2 separate regions of the Homo sapiens genome follow, and region 2 is linked to region 1. A link is a loop called in an ENCODE intact Hi-C map of the cell type or tissue named here. Cell type or tissue: IMR-90. All regions are shown on one strand. Each heading gives the region's core, and the rest is flanking DNA. Links, peaks and the distances in the headings are about the cores only.

Evidence for each region. Peaks named below come from ENCODE experiments on the same cell type or tissue, not always from the same donor. Only the 100,000 strongest peaks of a DNase experiment are listed, where the experiment ranks them.
Region 2: a loop joins it to region 1, with 2.0 times the contacts of the local background. A loop is called at or near these places in 16 of 110 quality-filtered maps.

Annotation. Positions count from the first base shown.
Region 1 is chr1:216,717,232-216,725,691 of GRCh38, forward strand. It overlaps ESRRG (estrogen related receptor gamma), which reads right to left and starts at 6,198. Exons shown (of 7, transcript NM_001438.4): 1 at 6,013-6,198. The coding sequence starts at 6,068. In IMR-90, for the core only: no CTCF peak of the experiment used is centred there; no DNase peak of the experiment used is centred there; H3K4me3 peaks cover 1,350 bases.
Region 2 is chr1:216,596,738-216,605,197 of GRCh38, forward strand. The region is part of intron 3 of ESRRG (estrogen related receptor gamma); the gene reads right to left. Among named protein-coding and RNA genes, the nearest start is that of ESRRG, 120 kb to the right of the region's middle. RefSeq lists enhancers at 1,500-2,227, 3,769-4,337, 4,183-4,282, 4,663-4,762 and a silencer at 4,383-4,562. In IMR-90, for the core only: a CTCF peak has its summit at 4,594; DNase peaks (open chromatin) are centred at 4,134 and 4,604; H3K4me3 peaks cover 1,140 bases; H3K27ac peaks cover 1,040 bases.

The sequences.
Region 1 (8,460 bases), core at 395-8,394:
CACATTTGGAAAATACTGAGAAATATTGTCCAAATCATAGGACAAGAAACATGTGTCACTTCTGGAAAGAAAAAGTAGAGTGGAGAGATGTGTGTGCTAAAACTCTGAATGGAAATTATTTTATTAGCTTAGGTTTCCTAGACCTTACAAAGTACAAGACTAAAAATGAACTTGAAACAAGAATAAAAGGCCAGGTAAATCCTTCAAAAGGCTGTCATTTCCCACCCTCAGATAATAAAGGAGCTAACTTTGATCTGATAGATTGGCATAAAGAAGCGGTTAGCAGAATTTTTTTAAAAACACAATAGCAGTAAATTTGTTAAAATGTTATGCAAATAAATAAAGGTAGGCAATGAATCTAGGAATTTTAAAAAGAACATGAATTAGAACAAGAATTAGAATAGAAAAAGCAATTGCATAAGTGCTTTCTCTCAACAGTCATTTACTAAGTAAATTCACAGACTTCTAAACTTACCTCTTAGAATAAAATTAAATAATTCTGAAATCTATAATGTACTTTATAGAAATATAATACTTATAGTTTTATATATTTGCTTTTAGAAAAAGAGCAAATGATATGTTTATGTAGTACAGATAAAGGAAATTCATATTTTGCATTTGTTTGAAAGCTATCATGCTTTACATTAAGATGTATTTGTCAGGCCCAATTGTGTAAGAAAAGAATGTAGCCAAGAGCTAATTCAAAATTGTTTCTTGGATATGGGCCCAAACCATTAAATTATACATTTAATATCAGTAGTTTCTTTCCTATTTTACAAATTATTTATGATTTCCAGATACTGAATACATGAATAACAATAATGTGAAAATTCTAAAATCAGAAACAAATTGACTTACTAGGTTACCTGTTACCTGTCTAACACACAGTAGTTAAGTAAACTCAGATTAAAATCAGATCTGTAAATACCTGAAATACCAATTCCAGGTTAAAATCATGCCTGGCAAATTTAACTGGCAACTAACTGATTAGAATAATACTTGAGATCTACTTTATTATATAAATGTACATGAATACTTTTAGCAGCATACCTATAATCTACGTATACATTACCTCTTCCCACATACATGCATATTTCACATGCATACTATACATGCACACAAATATACTCCTGGGTATCCTATCGACTGCTTTGAGTTTTAAAGTACCATGTGTGTATTTATTTATTAATAATAGTATAGTTCATGTATATCCACATATACATGGCTATCAAAAAAATCAATGACAAAAACATACAAAATGCAATGGAAAGATTGTCAAGCAGCAGAGATGCTTGGTGTCATCCTTGCACTATCAAATATACACATAAGTATGATTGGAGAAAGAGAGGCTAAATATCTCACTGTCAGAGAATGTAGAGAACTGCAATTCATTCTATCTGTTGTGCTTTAGGACATGACAATTTAATACAATGCCAGTGGATGTAAAAGAGATAAAAATGGAACAAACTGGGCCAGTGTAATCAAAGATTTTCTCCAGAGAGCTGGCTAGGGCCGGAGCTCATACGCACTTATAATAGATCAACATTGTATTGTTTCTCTCTTCCATGAATTTGCTATGAAGCAAAATTCAGAGCAAAGCTTATCTGCTGCAATGACTCTAAAGTTCTACTGAGATCCCTCAGATCCTCTCCTCTTATTTCTAAAAGCTGGATAAGTGATGCTAAAAAGTTTATTTGATATTAATTGGTTTAATAGAAATCATTGCTATTAATTGCCATTTGTATGAAAAAGTATCTCTCATCAGCATATAATTTATTTTATAAAATAATACAAAGCAAAACCTTCAGTGCTTAACATCACTTTACAAGTAAGACAGAGAAATATTTTCTTTAGTCATTGAGCTAAAACAAATGTTGAGGAATTTTTCGTAAGTGATACGGACTTGAGATTGGGCATTATGCCTACCTTCCAAAAGAATGGCTTCTTCTTTGTCTGTAATTCTTGCAGGAGTGAGGTATTGCAAAAGTATTGTTAAATAGAATCATAGAGAAGTTAGCTTCCTTCTTTGATGAATAGCACCAGGTATCTAAAATTAATTGCAAAAGTATGGCCCGGCTAATGAGATGGTCCTTATCTTTTCTCAGCCAGGAAGCACAAGTATTTTTCTGCTGGCTCAATATTTTACAAAAATGCCTGAAGTGTTATTAACTAAGTAAGAAAAAAACTGATTAAAATACCTCAAAGATATAAATTGTTATAAATTGTAAGATCTGAAAAATTTAGAGTTAAAGCTGATTTCCTGCATTATTTTTAAACCTTCTTTTCTTTTCTTTTTTCACTTTAAAAAGAACAACAACAAAAAAATCTTTCCTCCTGCTTCTATTAGCATTTTTAAAAGCTGAGTTAATTATTATTCTTTATAAAATGACCAATATATATTACAGGTCAGATTAAATCAAAGAAATATATCAAATGCCGTCAATTTAGGGAAAAAAACAGAACAATGATACCTTATTTGGGGAAAACACTAGAAAAATGATCATCCATGCAAGAGAATTAATGGATATCCACAAGGGCTTTGCTAATAACATGGGTTAATTACCGCTGCAACACACTAGGCTCAGTAAATAAAGCAGCAGTGCCATAAACACATTAAGATGAGAAACCATCACTGTAAGAAGAAATAGCCAACACCATCACCCTTAGCTCTGCCCAGGAAATGAAAGCTGTTTCTTAGTCCTTTCTATAAAAAAGGGATTTTTAAACTTACCACCAAATGTGTATAGGGTAATACATAAATACCCTGACACAAAGGGCTAGTGGAACATGGGGTACCCATCATTTATCCACCACTCCCATTCAATATATATTTCATTAACTCAGGAACAGTTGTTTTTTTGTTGTTTACTTCAAGGAGAAAATCATATGTTACATAATACTAGTCATCTGGCCATTTCAACTATATATAGTTTGGAACATGTACAATGATTACTTAATTTTTAGGAAAATAGAATTAATCCGCTCACTTTAGTAATGTAATGGGCAAGGTTACAAAACTACAGCTCAAGAATGCTCACAACTAATTGCAGCTGATTGTCACTTCAAGCAGTTTACAGAGAAATCATCTGAAAACTCCACCAACACCACATACCTTTAAGGCTGCAGGTGTTTTCAAGATTGTAGGGAAAAAAAATAAAAAACAAAACATGAAGAAAAGTCATGTGAGCTCCAAGTCTAGAGTTTAAGTATTCTTACTTGAAAAAATAAACTTAAAGTGTCTGTTCAGAGTTCTCAAATAATATCACATCTAAAGTGACTTGGCCAAGCTCTTATCATTCCCTAAAAAAAAGGCATCCCCTCTGATCTCGGCTTTTTTGTTGTTGTTACTGTTACTGTATAAATTTTTTCTTTCTGCCTATTTTATCACCTATAATTTGACATTATGGAATTACTTTGGGATTGTCTTGTTTTTTAATTAGTATAGATTTTAAAAAGAAGAGATGAGAAAAAGAAAAAACATGAAAACCCTGAAACAGAAAGAGTGAAACATACAAAATAAAACTTGTGTAGCTCCAAACACGAATCTTAAAACACGAAACTTAAATTTTCAATGTCTGGACTTCAGTGATCAGGCTGAAATTTACTAAACTGTTCCCTCCTCGCCTTGTCTGTTTTGGAGTGTTTCAGTTGCCTTTCCTTCTTCCAACAGCTGTGACAACTGTTAAAACAGTCAGTAAAATTAAGTCCGCTCTATAATCCTGTAGTCAATGTTACATTTTAATCAGAGGTTGAAAGGGATTCATGTGATGAGCACACTCATTTAGAATGATTAGACTGACACATATGTCAAAATGAGCAGATATATTATTTTCATCTATTTATGCTATCAGCTATTACTGCTATTAAATGTGAAACAAGCTTTCAAGTATTATGTTCTTTAATGTGCTGGCACATTTCCTAAAATAAAAAAATACATAGTTAGAGGTTAACATTTTAAGCTCTCTTAATGGTGGTCAATAAATGGTATGAATCTTTTTAACAGCCTCCAAAGCAGAAACTGTCCAATATTTGCCCCTAAAACTGTATAACTCTGGTTTCATTTCTGTGTATACACACACGTGATGGGGTTTAACCCGGTACAATTACTATGAATATTAATAGCATGTATAAATTCTGTGGTTTATTAATTGAGACAGAGAGGCAGATGCGTTGCTTAGCGTTAGATCTTTCTGTCTGTCCAGTGAACCACGTAACCATCAGAACTGCATCCAGACAATAAATCTGTATTTTTTAAAGATGACTTTTAATTGAGCCCAAAAGAAAGCTAGTTTGAATCTTGCGCCAAAGCCAAAAGGACATGTGCCTTGACTTCATTTAAATGCATCTGCTTTAAGAGGCTTATCTAAACGAATTATTCAAATTAGCTATAAGAAGTTAAATTCAAGGAAACTACTTCAAAAAGAAGCCTCTGGGGGATTTTTAAAGTTTGTTTTCTTTATTTATTTACAAGAGAAAGTTCAGAATCTGGGCGTGCTTGGATAAGACATTCTTCCTGACACGAAGACGTCTTAAACTCTCCAATTCTACAGCCCGAAGTACACTAACCTTCAAACTACACTTGAGCGGGCAGTCTTACCTTTGTTTATTTTTCATTTTTATTTTTACACATCTTAAGGTTGTTTCTTCCCTTGAGTGTTTCAAACTGATGCAAGCACAGCCTTATAATCTTTCAGTTCCTCCTAAATCCATCTCTTGGCTAATATTCCCTGTGTGAGCATGGATGTGGGTGGATGTGCATGTGTGAGCGTGCATACACACACACACTCACACTCACGCTCAAACATACAGGAGCAGCCACTGAGACTGCAAGTCACTTTTCATCTCTTACTTAATTACAAAGCAATGCAATATGCAGTCACTAAGGACAGCTAGTGGACATCTACCTATAATGCACTACCTCATCTTCTAGAGTTTGATATTTTCTTCACAATCTATAGAGAGAAATGTTTGCCAAGGGCACTCTTTTCAGAATTATAACAGTTGGTATTACTGTAATGTGAAAGCAAAGCAATATAACTGACTCAACAGAAAGGGAGATAAACCAGTGACAGCTCTCGTGATATACTAACATTTTATCTTAACAGTAGGTTGAAATTAAGTTTATCACCTACTCATTTACACAAAAATGCCTAACTTACTTCTCGTACCCCCTACTCACTCCCCCCCCTTTAGTAATCTAAATATATATTTCCATGTGCATAAAGATATCCATAAATACTAATTAAACTGCTTGTAAGAACGAAAGTACTTTTCTATATTTTCTGGACACAACAAACGAGACAAATCCACACTCTGAGCAGTATTTAAGGGGAAAATTTTAAAGTCACTACTGTTTCTTCTTTAGTTTTTTTTCCCCCCTTAAATATTTATAATGTGTGAAAATCTCATGTTACTTAATGGACTGATTTGTCAGTTAAGTGCTGACTTAACGCTAACCATGCAAATAACATTATTCTAGCTCAGAATTGCATAGGGCTAGCTTTTAAATTGTTCTCTGAAGGAGAATTAGTAAATGTGCAATTTTGCCTCTAACTCTGCGCGGTAAGAAATGACAAGGAGCTGAAAATATCTGTCAAACTGCAAATACATAAGAGGCCCTCAATAGTATAAATCATTTTGAATATTGTATTTTAAAACATCTTTCCTTGGGAAAATGGGTCCTAGTAAAAGATGCATTTTAACAGTTCACTAAGCATTTGTGCCAAGTGCCTATTCTTAGCACCTGAATAAGAAGTGACTGTCACACAGCTGTTTTACTGACAGTCACTGAGCTTTGCCTCAAAGGTAACATTGTAGTCAGAGAACAATTCTCGACTTACTGAATTAGGAGATCACCCTCAACACAAAAGACACAAGACAGACACAAACAAGCAGTCGTGCACACAAAATACCCAGGGCATTACCTGAATCAGTGTGTAAAGATATAGTCTGTCCGCCCCCACCCCCGCACCCCCACGACGAGTTTAAAAAGGAAAGAAAAAAGGTACCTACTCTTCCTCGTAGTGCAGGGAAAAAGATTCAGGAAGGCAAAGTTCTACCGAATCCATGTGCGACCGGCAACCATTATTTGTGCACCCCAGCTATAAATCAAAGTTTCCTTGACAGAGCACAGTGCAATTAACACAAATGTTCTCCTAGTGACAAGCCTATAGGCACAGCCAGTTGGGACCAAAGCTCTCACACTCTCCTAATCAAGGACTTAAAGCCCCGATTGGAGCTTATTAATATGAAGTAGGGCTTTACATATGCAGTCCCACCGGCCCAGCCGCGCAGCCGATTGGGGGGCCTCTGCCCAATCAGGAGGGAGGCGACGGGAGGCTGCACGGAGCGAGAGGAGCCAGGCAGGTAGGCAGGGTGCAGAGAGCCGAAGGGGGCTGGAAACTGAGAGTGGGCAGAGAAAAAGGGAGCGGAGAAGGGAGCGATTGAAACGCTCCCAATACACACTCTCGGGTTTGATTTTTTTTCCTCCCTTCTCTCTCTTTCTTTTTTTTTTCTTCTGGGAAGCTACAAAAGAAACATAACTAACTTAACTCTCTAAGCACTGGAGGGATTTGCCTTTGATTTCTAACCTAAGATCTCTTTTGCCTTGAAAAGGAGAACTCACGCAGACTCTCAGTTAATTTGGGAAAGGATTCTGCGGAAGGTAGAGAATTAAGTTTGTCCTGCCGTTGTCTGTGTTTTTATTACACCGGGGGCCGCGGCTTATTTGGTGCTGTACTTTCTCATGTATTCCTAATCATGTCTTTTCCTGTTTTCCTGATGTATGCTGGGCATTAAAAATAATAATAATAAAGGCATTCTTCTAAATTGTTTGAGCATGTGAACTGGGATCGTCATCTCTGAGGTGGAATGCAGTTTTACACAACTACAGAAGAGGAGATAGTGACAATACAATTTGAAAGAATGCCTAAGTAAATTATATGTGTAAACCTTTCTATACCTGCGACTGTCTCTTTACATATAGATACAACGCATAGCTTTTCAAAACAACGGTAAACAGCCGCAGGACAAATTGGCTTCTTCAGTTTTAGGGGTGGGGAGTCTGAGGGCTGTGGGGGTAAATAGCGAATTAAATCTCTCTCGATGCATTTTGACAAAATAAAGACAGCATTTTTTTTTTTTTTTGTAGGGAGAGCATTACTAAACAGTGCACTAAAAGTATTCTTAATTATATGTATATATTTCAATACAAGCTTCCAAACTAGGAGGCATATAATTTTATATATGATTTTACCCAAAACATCCTGCTTTCAAATAAAACACAGTGTACACATTTGTTTCTATACATAAGGCACCCTATATGCTTTAAAAAAATCAACCCAGAAACATTTTATAAACCATCACACAGTCTGGTCACTATAAGAACTAGTTTCAAACAGATAATAATTTACAAAACTAAGAATTCTCAATCAAAAGTGTTCAAAAAAATAAAAATAAAAGGAGGATATAAGAGGACAAGTGTGTTTTTTCCTCCTTCAATTGTGTACACCGTGTCTTTAATTTCCATATAACAAAGAGTTTGCTTAGGTCCTATTTTAATCTACAGGATTTTTTTATACTAGCAAATGTACATTGGAATAGATACCAGCTATTTATGGCAAAGAGATAACTGCTACCTTATGGAGAGTGAAAAACCCACAATTTTGATATAATTCAGCTCTACTGCTTATCAACCTTTTACATCTTAAGTCCTACATGATAGAAATAGTATAATCTTTGAGATCAAAATAAATTAGTTCAGATATTCATCGTATGTTAAATTCACTAAATTAGGACTCAACTCCCTTAACCCTCTCAAATTTTCTAGGTCTTTAAAAAACCAAAACACTAAAATAGAGCAGCCACATTAAAATTCAGAATATAAAAATGACAGACATGATTTGGTCCCCCCACAGAAGAAAGCAATTTCACTGCCTTGTATTTAGCTATATCTAAGATATAGGCCTAATTCCTTTTATTTGTGTTCTAAATGCATACAAAGTTTCTAGATCAGAACTCACATAGCAAAAACTGTGCCTCAGAATACTGTATAAAAGCAGGTAGTAAAAGCTTAATTACCAGTAGCATTATGCTGTCTATATTGTTAAATGTGAACTCTGCAATTAAGATGTAAATTTGGTTGTGAGCAGTGAATTAAAAGAGCTTTGAGATGTAGAAGAAAATCCAAGCATTCTGCAGACACTGAGAGAAAAAAAAAATTGTCTATTCAATCTAAAATAAGACACGTAATCATTTTACAATTAAAAAATAAATAAAACAGGCATTTTGCAAAAGAAACATGATTTTTCTAAAATACACTCAAAGAAATATGGAAGCTAATACTGCATTACAAAGACAGAAAAACATCCTTTGATTCATATGATTACTATCGTGATTTCTGAATAAACTAAAATTCTCAGGGTAATTAATAGATTCAATTGCACATACTTTAAAAAAGAT
Region 2 (8,460 bases), core at 127-8,126, 120 kb before region 1:
CTTCCTCGTCCAAACAGTAACTAAATTTAATTTTTTTGCAATCAGTGGCATATGTTTGCATCTGTCTACAATATGACTTGGGCCAAATCTGATCTGGCCATGGCATCCTGAGTACTAAGGCTATACAATTCCTAGTGTTAAATGTATTGTAAATACCAGAGGGGGCAGGTTAATTAATTAAAAATATATATTGGGTTTTTTTGGCCCTTTGGAGATCTACCATGTTTGTGATACAGGTAAGAGCTGCTGACCAACTACAGGAGTTTCTGTTATCCTTTTTAAATGTTTAAAATTTCCCTATCCAATAATAATAATAACAATAATAGTAATAAACAGAACCCACATTTACCCACATTTAATTGTCTATTACAGCTAAGAGAAATTGGCTTTACCTGTTGGCCTCATTATAGTCACCCAATTCCATTTATTCAAATGTGTACAATGTGCTTATTACGCACCAGGCACTGTGCTAGGCATGAGACAATACCAGAGCATTCTTTCCAGGGCTCACTGTCACAGTCAGGCCGGTACACAGGAAAATAATTACAGCCGTATAATGCTTGCATTTTAATAAAAGCATGGGCTAGACCCTAGAAGGAGTATAAGAAAGAAAACTGAACTCTTTCTGGAGAGGTCAAAGAAGGAACTTGGGCATCACTGTGTTGAGTTGCGAAGGTGTCTGTGCATGAAGAAGATGGAAGGATATTTCAGTCACAGAGAACAGCTGTGGCAGAAAAGCAGGAAAAAGCAGGATTTGGAACTGTGTTTTCTAACATGTGTTATGTAACTTAATTAAAATAAAATAAAATTTCAAATGCTGCTACTCAGGTACCCTAGCTGTATTTCAAATGCTTCCCAGTCACATGTTGTCAGTGACTATCATATTAGACAGTGGAATCATGGAACACTCCCATAACTGCAGAAAGTTCTATTTGACAGTGCTGATTTGGAAATGTGGATTACTGATAACTGAGATACTACAAAATGTGAAATGTATGAAGGGACTTGGTCCTGTAGATCCTGAGAAATCACTCAATGAAATGGAGATTTCAGCTTATAATACTTCTAGAGCCACTGATGGATTTAAGGAGTGACGTAGTGTGGATAAATGAAGGGGACAGAAAATGAGTGACTTGATCATACTCGTATTTTAGAAAGACCTTCATTCAACCTACAGTGTGAAGGGTGACACATATGTACATCCACATTCACATACAATATTCCACAGTATACCTATCAACCCATATAGGCTTTTCCCTTCTTTATTGTTTCAGTGAATAATAATAACAATAATTTACATTTATTAAATGTATATTGTGGAACATTCACTGCCCTGAATACTTCATACATATTAACTTACCAAGATCAAGGAATGGAAGGGCATCTTTGAGATACATGTTGACTTCTAAAGACCAATAGTTCAATTTAATCCTCCATTTATATTGTTTTATAGGAAATATAGAACTGTGAATAGAAAAACTGTAGAGAAACACATAGACAGGTTGAATCTATGGTGCAATTCATCCTGCCAGCTAAATTTAAGCTCTAAGCAGGTTTAGCTTGGAACCTCTGGTGGCTGAGTGGACTGTGGCTGCTACATGTATCTGCAAATAGATGTGGCATTTGTGGGAGTGCCAATAAAAATCTCTTGAACTGCATTAATGGGAACTTCTCTATATAGAATATTCAACAAAAATCGCTGAAAGAAATTGTTCATATGGAACAACCCACCTTGTGAGACTGTAAGAAATGAAAAAATGGAGGCAACAATTAGAAGCAACAATGAGCAGGGAATTCTCCAGTGACCTGCATCTTACTTAAATGGTGAATTGAGGTGGCTGGATGTCTGGCCAAATCTCAGCTTTCTTTGTTTTCTTGGGAAGGGTATTTTGCTCACCATCCTAATCACTTAAAGTCATGCTGTGCTCTCACAGCAAGTCAGTGAAATATGCTTTCTTCTTTAATGGCTAAAACTTGATCCAGGTTTGGCTGGAAAAAAAAAAGAGGCTTGATATGGTCTGGGATCTGGGTTTGCTTCTAAGCTATTTGTATACCTCATCAGTTTCCCATAATTCACTGAGTCAGTCAGTCAAAAAGAATTAATTTAATGCCTACTGTGTGCAGAGAAGAGCATATGGTATACAAAGACACAATTCTGACACTCAAAGCTTTTGAAATCTAGGTAAGGAAGAAAACATACCTATAGAAAGAAATATTAAATAATCAATATTTAAAATAATATGTTATAAATTGAATGCTTGAGTGCAAGAGGGATCTGGGAACTTAGGTGAAGTTATGGGTATGGTACATGTAGTTAAAAAAGAAGATTATCTGAAGGAGATTGGTTGCAAATCAGATTGCAAAGTGTCAGAAAATGAAAAATATTAGAGGTTTAGATATTCATAGGGGGTTCCAATAAATTTTTTCTGATTTATTTTATAATCAACCCACAATTAAAGATCTTGAAAATTTAACCAGAGACACAAGAGATGAAATATACCAAAGCTAGTACTGGTTCACAAGTCATTTCAAAAGAAAAAGTAAAACCACATCAGAAAGTATATGTCCTAACATCTCACAACAAGAAGAACTTTACACAGTGTACTTTCCTTACAATTTCTTGAAGCTTTGCTATTTACAATTTCTAATATAATTAATGGGGTGTTTATTATGCTTAATGCTAAAAATCCTCTGATCTAATTTTGAAAATGAATTATTCCACTTAACAAGGAAAAAAAATCCTTTCGATTTTTACCCAAGTGCTACAGTTCTCCAAGTATTCCATATTTTCAGCTATTATCCCTTTCTTACAAAGAGCCCACTTAATAATGTTCACTCTAACAACCTCATTTATTTTCCAGAAAATTAACTCAGTTTCAACCCTGATTAATGATTTCATCTAAATGAATCAAATTAAAAATTGAAAATTATATTTCAAAAGCCAAAGAAAAAAAAATTGACCATTTCCAGTTAACAAATGATCCTTTCAAATATTAAAAGATGACCATGAAGAGTGCGTGATAGTAATGAAATCTGGCTCGGGCCTGCTGCTTATCTGGAGTTCATGGAGGAGGAGAATTAACAGGAAAAAAAAAAAAAGAAAGAGAAGAAAAAGGTACCCTATGCATTTTTAACACGGAAATCCCTTGGGACACCAAAGTGACTTCCACTTAGGCTTCGCCTATAATCAGTGTACCAAAATAATATGAGCATTTCCCTGTTAATTAAAACTGGGCTGGAGATGCCCCTCAGCAGAAGGGGGATTAAGAAGTCACACACACTAATAGCCCCTGTTAACAAAACCTAAACCGTGCAAGAATGCTTCATGCTATGATGTCTTCTCTAGGAGCCGGAAGCAGTCCATGAGGAAAACAAGCAACTAATTAGGGAGAAACTTCTGGTCTGATACGTTATTTTTCTTTTAAATCCATTTTGGCCGGGGGTTGGGGAAGGGAAGGGTGACTAGGCAGAGCAGAGAGGATTTTTAGGACACTGAAACCATTCTATGTAATACTATAATGGTAGATACGTGTCATTATACATTTGTCAAAACCCACAGAATGTATAACACCAAGAGTGAACCCCCACATAAACTATGGACTTCTTTGGGTAATAATGACGTATCCATGCGGATTCATCGATTGTTAACAAATGTACCAGTCTACTGGGAAATGTTGATAATGAGGGAGGGTATGGATGAAGGGGGGCGGGTCAGGGGATATTAACTCTGTACTTTTTGCTCAATTTTGCTGTCAGCCTAAAAGTGCTGGGTTTTTGTTTTGTTTTGTTTTTTAACTTTTAAGTTCAGGGGTACATGTGCAGCTTGTTCCATGGGTAAAATTGTGTCATGTGGGTTTGCTGTGCAGGTTATTTCATCACCCAGGTATTAAGCCTAGTACCCATTAGTTATTTTAAAAATAAAGTCTTAAAAAAAAATCCCAAATAAATAAATCCACTCTTGAGGTATACAGATGACTGCATTTATCTGAAGTCCTGTGAAAAAACTTTACAATTAGGGACCATGTCGTTTTCACCCAGATTTCCGGATGTAATTCCGTGTTTTGAAATGTACGCACAAGAGTAAACAATGCAGAATGATCAGCCTCACAGCGGGTCACAGGACACAACCGCCGCGCTCTGGTTGGACGCAGGCTGCATCCTGTTTCCCGGACACATTTATTCAGCCCAATCTTTCCTGTCTGAACACAGACTGTTGATGATAAAATAGCATCTCAAATTATGAGGGAGAAAGAGCTGCTTCGGCGTTCCTCCCCGGTTCTCTGCCTGGATTGGGCTCCCGTGGGTTGCTGAGGCCCTCGCGGAGGCCTAGGAAGCCCGGCAGCGCGGGCGGCAGCAGCGGGTTGGGGAGCAAGGCCGGCTTGGAACGCGGGCTCCTGCCCACTGCCACCCGCAGGCTGCCCCGGGCTCCCGGGCGGGCGCTCGGCCAGGGGCTCTGCTCGCTCCATGGACAGCTGGGTGGAAAGGACGCCCCGTGAAGGACACCCGGCCGTCGGACCGCGCCCACCCCTGGGCCTCCCAGGGGCTCCCTCCGCAGACTCCCAGGGACTTCCTGGGAGCCACCGCGGAGGGCGCTGCGCGCGTCCGGAGCCGACGCCGGGCTTCAAACAGAAACCAAAGCCCGCTCCAACGCCGCGAAGGAGGGGGGCTCCAAGCATCCTAGAAAAGAAAGCTGGAGGGAGCGCATCAGAGACACAAGTGCGGATAAGACTTAACACATTTCCTGAAGAGGATTCCTTGTCGCGAGTTGTCTTGGTTATGACAGAGGAAGAAGACTTCAAAGTGAATAAGCAAGGGGGTGCCCTTAATCAGGGCAGAAATGTGGTGGCTTTGGGATTTACCTATTTCGTACAAGTTGCGTTCTTTTCAGTGGCGTATTTCCCAGGTCCCTTGCAAGAGCTGTTGGACCCACTCCCCTCTTGCCCACAAGTTGGAATATTATTTCATTAATCACAACAGGAGGCAGATGTTACTTAAGATTTAGAAAGAGAAATAAAGGCATAGATGAAGGGGCTTGCATCAAGTTCAAAAAAGAGTATTATGTTTATAGCTCCTTAATTATTATTGGTTATCTGCCAGGCTTTCTATAATATACTTTGTAACATTCTGGAATTTTTAAAAAGTACCCTACTTATCTTTAAACACTGAAATCCATTCAAAGCCCTACAACCGATAGGGCCTTTGGGAGCGTTATTAAAATCCTCTTAATTAACAACAACAAAGTGAAGGCTTAAAATGGTTGAATGACTTGCCCAAGATCACACAGCTAGGAAATAAGCATTGGATAAAAATGTATGGAATGTCTGAGTAAATCCTAGCCTTTCTGTGTTCTACTTAAATTCCTCAATTTTAAATATAGTTGTTATATCACACACAGTTAGGGGTATTATCCCCATTAGCAAAGAAAGTGCCGTAGTAAAGGCAGCTTTCAAAATTTTCAGGGATTTTGTAGAATCACTGAGGAGTAACTATGTTGTACATGGTTCCTCTTCCATTACATTTACTAGAAGAGGCTAAAGGGTCACACACCCTCACTTGTCATGAGCCTGAAAGACTTTGTGACTGTTCTAGGTACATACATGTAACAAGCTTTTGATACAAAACATAATGCGAAAAATAAAATGTTGTTTGTGAAGGCAAAGATTCATCAATACCAAGTATAATCTGTTTCTTTACATTTTTCAAACAATAAGACTGAGATAAGAAAATCAGAACTAGGGCCAACTGTAACAGGTGCTAATAGAATTTTTCCATGAACTATTGTGTCAGTTTAATCCCCAGCCTGACCTGGAACACTTTGGCCATTTTAACACCAAGCTCCCCGGATTATCTATTCTGAGTTAAATGTTCCCAAGTGGATTGGTGATTGTGCAGCGGAGAGAAGATCTGCAAGGATTATTCTAAAATTTCACAAGAATTTCCCTGACATACACTATATATTACTATGAACTATGTTTTCAAAATAATGATACAATGAATTGCCTAGCCAAGCAACATCTTCACAGTTTAACCGAACACTGAAATGATTTTCCACAAGCTCAATGTTCAGAAAATAAATGCAAATTGGCTATAAATTAATTTAGTCTTTAAATTAATACTTGATCAATAATCTGACATTGTTTTCATTGTCTACATGAAGAAAACTAAGACAAAACAGTTTTTCAGCTGTATTATAACTTAGTGTTAAACTACATCTATATAGCCCCATCTATATAGATGGAGAGACTCTTTTAATTCAATTGCTATAGATAGCAAAATCTAATAATAGAGATCTTAAAGCATTATCTTTTTACTTGAATTACTGAATTTAGTTGCTATCTACACTGATCAGAATACCACATTAATTTTCTTGATTTTATATTTGATATTACAAAAAATCCCATTTTAATGATTAAAGATGCTGAAATGACATTTTTGAATGAAATTAATCTATGTAGCTTAAAAATATTTCATTTTCATTAGCATTCCCTCTTATTTTTTTAACAATAAACTCCTTATTTTAAAATATAACTCAAAGCCCATGTTCTACACAAAATTTTTCAAAATTATCTCAGGCATCCATTCTCCAAAAGACTGATACAATCTGTGAACTGACCCTAACTTTCATTGAAGTAGCATGCAAATATTTGTTATAACTTTACCTATCTGCCTTATCTGGTTTGACTTAGCTAGATGTGGAAAGATTTGTACTTAATCCTCACCAGAAAAAAAGACACTATTGAATGCTAAAGACCCTGTGAATATTCTACAAAAGAGCTTTCATTGCAGATCAGTTTAAGTCGGAGACATAAGCAAAAGATAAAAAACCAAAGACAGTTATTCACTGACCTCAGTAATTTTCAAGCCATTCTATAAAACTTGGAGATTCCCATTAAAGAAGACAGAAAAATCAGCCGGGCACCGTGGCTCACGCCTATAATCCCAGGACTTTGGGAGGCCGAGGCAGGTGGATCACTTGAGGCCAGGAGTTCAAGACCAGCCTGGCCAACATGGGGAAACCACGTCTCTACTAAAAATACAAAATTAGCCAGGCATGTTGGTGCATACTTGTAATCCCAGCTACTCGGCGGGATGAGATGAGACATGAGAATCACTTGAACCCAGGAGGCGGAGGTTGCAGAGAACCTAGATGGTGCCATTACACTCCAGCCTGGGCGACAGAGACTCTGAATCAAAAAAAACAAAAAAACAAAAAAAAAAAAAAAAAGGAAAGAAAAATTGTTTAACTTATGCCATCACACCCTAGTCACACATTCTAGCATCCTGTGAGGAAATGAGGGCGTGACATTAAAAGAAAGAGTGTACATAAAATTAGGAAACTGCGGTTCCACCTGTGTTAGAGTCCAGACAGTGAATCGGAAACCACAGTAGGCACTTCAACAGGGAGAATTCAATATGAAAACTTTGGTCCAAAGGGTGTTGGAGAATTACAGGAGCAAAAACTGAACAGGGATTGTAACTACAGGAAGCAACTACTGCCTCTGGAAATTGTGGGAATAAAAGGAAGTGTTCGGCACATCAGAATCTAGAAGCTCAGTGAAGAGGGCCTGTTGGACTGAGACTGGTATCAGAGGAGTCAAAGCCAGTGGCCAGTGCTCGGCTTTCCCAAGTGCACAATGGGGCTTCATCTGAGAGTGTCACAGAAAGCTAGAAACTGTGCCAACTGTCAATGTCAGGGCAATGGGTCTTTAATAGAGTGGCACTGTCAGGAACAAGTTAATAGGAAACAGACACAAGGATACAATTCTTTCTCTCTCCTAGTGTCCTGAATCCCAGCCCCCCATATCACAAAGAAGAGCAGGTTTAGAGCTGAGAGACAATAGCTTAATAAGGGGCATATAGGCTTAAGAGAGCTTTCATAAATGGATCATCAACCTCATCTCTAAAAAACAGTGACCTTTCCATAAAAGTGCATCCTATGACATTAGAATGGGATTGGGTCACTTTCTTGATCCAATAATCTGTTGCTAATACCTAGCATTCACGCCCTAACCACCCTGCATACATTCTTTTCCTTGGCCTGTACCATCTAAAATATTTGCCTGTTGTTCCTTGATCTAAACATGCATTCTTGACCTTTTTAACTTAAAACCACAAAGTATATCATCATTTTTCACCAAATACACTGTAACATTTTTGTGTAGGATGAATTATCTTTGAAATATATTGAAACTCTAGCCCTCTGCCTAGCTTTAGGGCTTCTTTGGCTCATTACCAGATGGACAGGTGGATGGAAGGAGGGAGGGGGAGATGCTTATATGAGTGGGAGGTATGAATATGTGTGTACAATGAGGCTGTGACTGTAAAGAAACACACAGTGCAGAACTAGGCCAGTAAACGTAACCAAGAAACAGAGCTTAAGTTAGAACTTACTAAAGGAGTTTTCCATTTTCTTCTTTTTTTTGCATTAATATTGTTGGTCAGATTTGCAGTGTTATATGA